Regions from separate parts of the Homo sapiens genome. Here region 1 is linked to region 2. A link is an interaction called in ENCODE POLR2A ChIA-PET data of the cell type or tissue named here. Cell type or tissue: PC-9. All regions are shown on one strand. Each heading gives the region's core, and the rest is flanking DNA. Links, peaks and the distances in the headings are about the cores only.

Region 1 (2,930 bases), core at 102-2,601, 140 kb before region 2:
CAAAGGGAGGGATAGCATTCAGAGAAATACCTAATGTAGATGGTTGACAGGTGCAGCAAACCACCATGGCACATGTATACCTATGTAACAAACCTGCATGTTCTGCACATGTATCCCAGAATTTAAAGTATAATAAAAATTATTTTTCTTTATGTAAATGTATTAAGTAAAAACTGAATCAATTTCAGAAAAAGATGATAGTATTGGTGATACTAAGACGAGGCAAAAAGTGAAGAGGAGACAGAAATGACTGAGGATTGGCAAACATTGGCATAGAATAATAAGAAACTTGACCTAGTTGTCTGAAGGAGATTCTGGCAACTAACTTATTAGCTAACCTTGGGCCCATCACTAAATGATTCTGGTTTCAGTTTTCATATCCTCTAATTGAACAGTTTGAGCTAGATAATCTCTAAGATATTTTTTAGGAATAAACTGCAGAATATAATTATAATGTTAATAAAGATGAAGGTGAGGGTAAGATTAAGATAAATTTTACTGGCTGGAAATATGTCTTCAGGCCAATTAGATTTTGTGCCTTTGATTTTCAGGTGAGTCTCTCCAGAGGCACAGTGATCAAGTCAGCTAAATTTATTATTTGTGTATTCCCTCTCTCTTTTTATGACTTTTCCTTCTCCTTGGTCTCTTCTAAGTAGCCAATTTCTGCTTGATTCTCCAGTCTACCCAGAGAACTCTGAGGCCCCAACAGTCATCCCAATCTGAGGTTTCTAGGGTGGGTCTAACTTCTGTCTTTCTTACTGTTCTTTCTAATCAGAGTGCACCTATATTGGTGAACTGGCACTATTGGGACTATTTCTGCCCCCATACCTCCATGTTTTTTTGTTTAGTTTTGTTTTTAAAGGAATCCTCTATGTTCCAAGCCTAATCCTGAGGCAGTCCCATCACAGCCTCCAGGTATGGGATGGCAAAATATTTGCCAGAAATTCCCCCTGATAATTTTGGCATTCAGTCAGGTTGTGCCTCTGAAAGACTCACTATACAATGTAAAGTAAGCCCATTTTCCATTCACATATTTAACTGTACTTTTCTCTTCTACATTTTTAGTCAAAGATTGATTTTTGGTACAGGTATTCATACAAATTCAGTCCACTTTCGACTGAGATCAATGTGGGTTTCCCAACTACATTTTTTTTTTCATCTAGCTATGCTATATGTGATTTTGTTTCTACCACATTAGAGAGTTTTTATTTCTTCTTGGTTGGCTGGCTTCCCAGTAGATCCAGATATTGAAAAACAGGTTAGATTAGTTTAGTCCATGTCTGTCAAGCTCAAGTTCTTGAGGTGGAGGAAATGATTTAAATAAATCTCACTCATTTTGAAACAGCTCTATCAAAGGCTGTCTACAGAATAAGGCCTGTCGATTTCAAAATTACTATCATAAATGAATACCATGGCAGTCTGCTGCCAAATTTTAAAATTTCCTTTAGGTGTCTGTTTGCCAAATCTAAATACCAGCCTTTCATCACCATTTAATTAAAAAAATCTAGAATATGAAAATTCAATGAGAACTATTTCTGCTTATTTGTCTATATGAGTGCTTTTATTTATATTTAAGAAAAATATTGCAAGTATAAATCACCCAAAATACACAATTTGTATGAGGATCACCTCCAAAAGGCACTGGCTGTGGAAAAAGTAGTCTCTTTCCCTTTTATATATTATGTGATGCTAACGTTAATTGTTCTTCAATTATAGCTGGACTAGCAAAGCAAGTGTGCTAAGGTAGGTATGAGGAAAAGTGGAATTTGGGAGACTTGTTATACTCAGTTACGATGGGTTTAAATCTGGTTTATAGTTGCTATTATAATTATTTTCTTTTTTTTTAAATTTTAGCCCATTGGTCATAGAAAAGGATTATCTGGGATTGTTTGGCTAACTCAGAGAATTCAAGAGAAGGTTAGGAAGTTTATTTTCCTCCAAGTACATTAATAATAAAATAACAATGACTAAGGGCTTAGTTATGATTATCTGTGCTTTCAGTCCCATTTCTCTTTTGGATGAATGTGAAGCAAAGTTAAAGTAGAAAGCCAAGAAAAGAGCTAACCTCTATCTAGCTCAGATCCTAATTTTTTTTTTTAAAATTCAAGTCATTTATTTGCTCCAGTTAGCTGAATTATATACTGTGCTACAGACCTTATACTCTGACTTCTGGGCTTGGTTCTGTGAGCCTGGGAGGCTGAATAGAAATTAGTAAGTTTGGCGTTTTGGGGGACAAATGATACAGAGATTCAAAATGCACATCCTAAATACCGTCTTGGTCAGGTCACTTCACCTCCCTTAGTCTCAGTTTTCTCATTAGTAAAATAGGAAAATAATACTTCCCTGTAGGGGGTGCTTAGTGTAAAGATTAAAGTTGATTTATATGAAATGCATGATGCTTGGCAATGTCAATGTTTAAAAAATGTTCGTTGTAATAATTCATGTAAGTAACAGTAAGCTATAAGTATAGCCTGTATTATTTGTAGATGTTGGCTGTAATAATTATCATTGTTCAAATCAAAGCCAATTCCTAGTTCTTAGCCTTATGGTAGGACATTTTTCTCTGCTACTGTAATAGTGTTGGAACCATAAACCTTCCTTTTAATTATATGTTATGCAAGTGGAACAATTAGTAATGGCTTTATAAAGATTACAAATCTACTTATAAAATAAATCAACCACATAGGAATACCTTCATTATCCATTTTCTTACACTGGGACCTAATTACTTTTAAGGCTCCTAATATAATTTCAGCTCTATGAAAACCAACTAACAACTTCTAATAATGCATTTGATTCACAGTTGTTGATTTGCATTACCATGAATAGTTAATAAATAGAACAGAAAGCTTTCTCTTCTTAGGACTTATTAGTCTCCTTGATTCATAATTATTAATGGTCCATAGAATACAATGTATAGTTTAATTACA
Region 2 (2,930 bases), core at 189-2,688:
GACAAAAATGCCTTTTCCTGGAAAGCATTCCTAAATAAATGCGTTTTTCTGGAAGGCATTCCTTCTGAAGGATCAGCCTGAGGCTGTTATCCACTTAAACTTATTTTTTAATAAGCGGAAGAAATACACTCTAAAGTAATGATAAGTTTAGCATAGTAAATATATAAACCAATAACACAGTCATTTATTATCAGGTGTTATGTACTGTCCATACTGTATGTGCTATGCTATTACATGACTGGCAGCACAGTAGGTTTGTTTATACCAGCATCATGATGATCTCATGAGTAATGTGTTGTGCTACAACATTTTGACAGCTACAGGGTCACTAGGGGATAGGAATTTTTCAGATCTATAATCTTATGGGGCCACTGTTGTGTATGTAGTCTGTTATTGACTAAAATGTCATTATGCAGTACATGACTGTACACAAACACACGCACACATGCACACACACATAAACACTCAATATTTTTCCCAAATGTCTATGACAAAAATATTTATTCCATAATTTAACTTTTAATTGTTTGTAAATATTCTATTTCTTTGCTCTACTCAACATTGATAGTATTGTCCTTAGTGTTTAGATTAGATGTAATTTTCTTATTGTCTAGGTATTATTAGGTGTTCAATAAGTATTCTGGTTTAAAATGCCATCATGGTCCTCATTATCAACAGTGGCCTCTCTGCATTTTGAGAATAGGAAAAATGTTTAACATCTGAAAGCTTGGGTTTATCCTTGCTAAGTGACAAGGAGAATCTGGGCAGAATGTAAATCTTTAAGTTGTCTTTCATTTTTTTTTTCTTTTCAGTTTCTAAAATAAATAGCACTGTTAGCAATTACTCATAGATTTCTTTGTTAATATAAGAAAACATTTTGTAAGATTAGACTCATTTTATTTTTAAAAAGAGCTTCAGTATATGAATATGTGATGTTTAATATAAGCTTAAAAGTAAGAAGTCCCTTCCCTTATTTTCTTAGAGTACAACTGTAGGCAATTAGAATACATTGAAGTGGGTTAAAAGGCAGAACCTAACTTGAACTTCCTTTTGACCACCTGTACGGTATATTCTCAACACTGGGGCCATTGGTTTTGTGGCTTTGTTTCCTGCTCACTGGACTGCCTGGAGGATGGGCTTAGGGTGTGACTTTGCTCATTTCCTTTTTGTCACCTCACAAAGCCCTGCTTTGTTTGCTTTATCTAAGACCTCTGTGCTACCTAGCTAAGTTTGGCTTCCTGTCCAATGCTGTTCACTCTGTCTCCATGGATCCAGCTCAATTGGAAGAAAAAGCAGATGAAGGCCTGAATGTCTACTGAGTTTTCAGTGACTTCCTCAAACTTCTCACTTACCTTTCAGTGCTGGCATCGTCCAGGTCATAGGAGAAAGTAGTAGGGGTGACTCAAATATTTAGTATTTGCACAGTAAAAATGTCCAGCTATGCCAGGTGGAGTGGCTCACACCTATAATCCCAGTGCTTTGGGAGGCTGAGCAGGAGGATTGCATGAGGCCAAGAGTATGAGACCAGCCTGGGCAACATAGTGAGACTCTGTGTCTACAAAAAGTTTTTTTTTTAAAAAATTAGCTGGGCATGGTGGCATGTGTCTGTAGTTCTAGCTACTTGGGAGGCTGAGGTGGGAGGATCATTTGAGCCCAGGAGTTTGTGGCTGCAGTGAACTATGGTTGCACCATTGCACCCCAGCCTGGGCGATAGAGGGAGACCCTGCTTGTAAAAAGCAAGCCAAGCTCTTTACTGGCTGAAATTGCATGGAGTAAGGGAGGGAGTCGAAATTCTGGGGCAGAGAACTACCTTTTGTTGTTCATATGTGTTTGTCTTTAATAATGTTCCCCAGTATCTTATGTTAATGAGGAACATTAATGCTTTGACATCGTTTCACGGTGCCACTTCAGGGAATCACTCTTGCTTATTCTAAGGAGGATTTGGAGCTGTACCGAGCTAAAAGTCTGAATTTGGAGATGATAGTGGTGACCTTATAGGCAATATCAGGTACAGATGGAGCTTTAATAGTGAAAAAGTAGACTGCTCAGAGTAAGTATGGAGGATCATACTTCTGCATACACTGAATGTAGTTGTTTCTTTTCCACACAAGCACTCTCTACAAGAGAGGTTTCTTTAGAAAGAATTGGACCTGATGGAGGGTCATTCTATCAGAATGAATTTTTTAGGTTTCTTCCTTACAGTTAACATCTCTGAAAGGTACGGATACAAGTTATCTACAGGGTAACACCTGTAGATATGATGCAACAGGCTTATGCCATTGGAGAGTGAATAGTCAACCTTCTGAAAACAGTGTACACCACCGGAAGGGCAAGAAAAAAAACTGTGAGTAACCAGTGAGTCTGGGTGCCTTGATTGGGGTCACTTTCAAATAGTGATTTTTTTATTTTTGCTTTGTCACCACATGGTTTGCATGTGTTGAAGGACAGTGTTATCCAGTAGGATTTGTCTTAGGTTTTTTTTTTTTTTTTTTTTTTTTTTGAGACCGAGTCTCGCACTGTCACCCAGGCTGGAGTGCAGTGGCACGACCTCGGCTCACTGCAACCTCCACCTCCCAGGTTCAAGCAATTCTCCTGCCTCAACCTCCTGAGTAGCTGGGACTACAGGTGCCCGCCACCACGCCTGGCTAATTTTTTGTGTTTTGAGTAGAGACAGGGTTTCACCATGTTAGCCAGGATGGTCTTGATCTCTTGACCTCGTGATCCGCCTGCCTCGGCCTCCCAAAGTGTTGGGATTACAGGCATGAGCCACTGCACCTGACCTTGTCTTAGGTTTTCTAGTGGAGGCTTGAGCCAAAGAAATTTTCATGCTGTACAGAAAGTCAACCTATTTCTTAACCATTTTAAAAAATGACACAAGGGTTAGATTTTTGAGGGGAGGGATCAGTTAAGCACATTGTATTTGCCTTTTC

What was found. ChIA-PET counts read pairs that join two places held together with the same protein. Peaks named below come from ENCODE experiments on the same cell type or tissue, not always from the same donor. Only the 100,000 strongest peaks of a DNase experiment are listed, where the experiment ranks them.
Region 1: POLR2A ChIA-PET joins it to region 2 with 8 read pairs; 3 of 35 experiments call an interaction of 5 or more read pairs at or near these places.

What each region holds. Positions count from the first base shown.
Region 1 is chr5:87,209,294-87,212,223 of GRCh38, reverse strand. All of the region lies in intron 2 of LOC101929380 (a long non-coding RNA gene), which reads right to left. Among named protein-coding and RNA genes, the nearest start is that of LINC01949, 28 kb to the left of the region's middle. In PC-9, for the core only: no CTCF peak of the experiment used is centred there; a DNase peak (open chromatin) is centred at 1,273; H3K27ac peaks cover 1,236 bases.
Region 2 is chr5:87,073,594-87,076,523 of GRCh38, reverse strand. The region is part of intron 1 of MIR4280HG (MIR4280 host gene); the gene reads left to right. It overlaps LOC105379065 (a long non-coding RNA gene), which reads left to right and starts at 1,255. Exons shown (of 3, transcript XR_948540.3): 1 at 1,255-1,447; 2 at 2,203-2,344. RefSeq lists an enhancer at 1,306-1,355. In PC-9, for the core only: no CTCF peak of the experiment used is centred there; a DNase peak (open chromatin) is centred at 1,163; H3K4me3 peaks cover 608 bases; H3K27ac peaks cover 1,796 bases.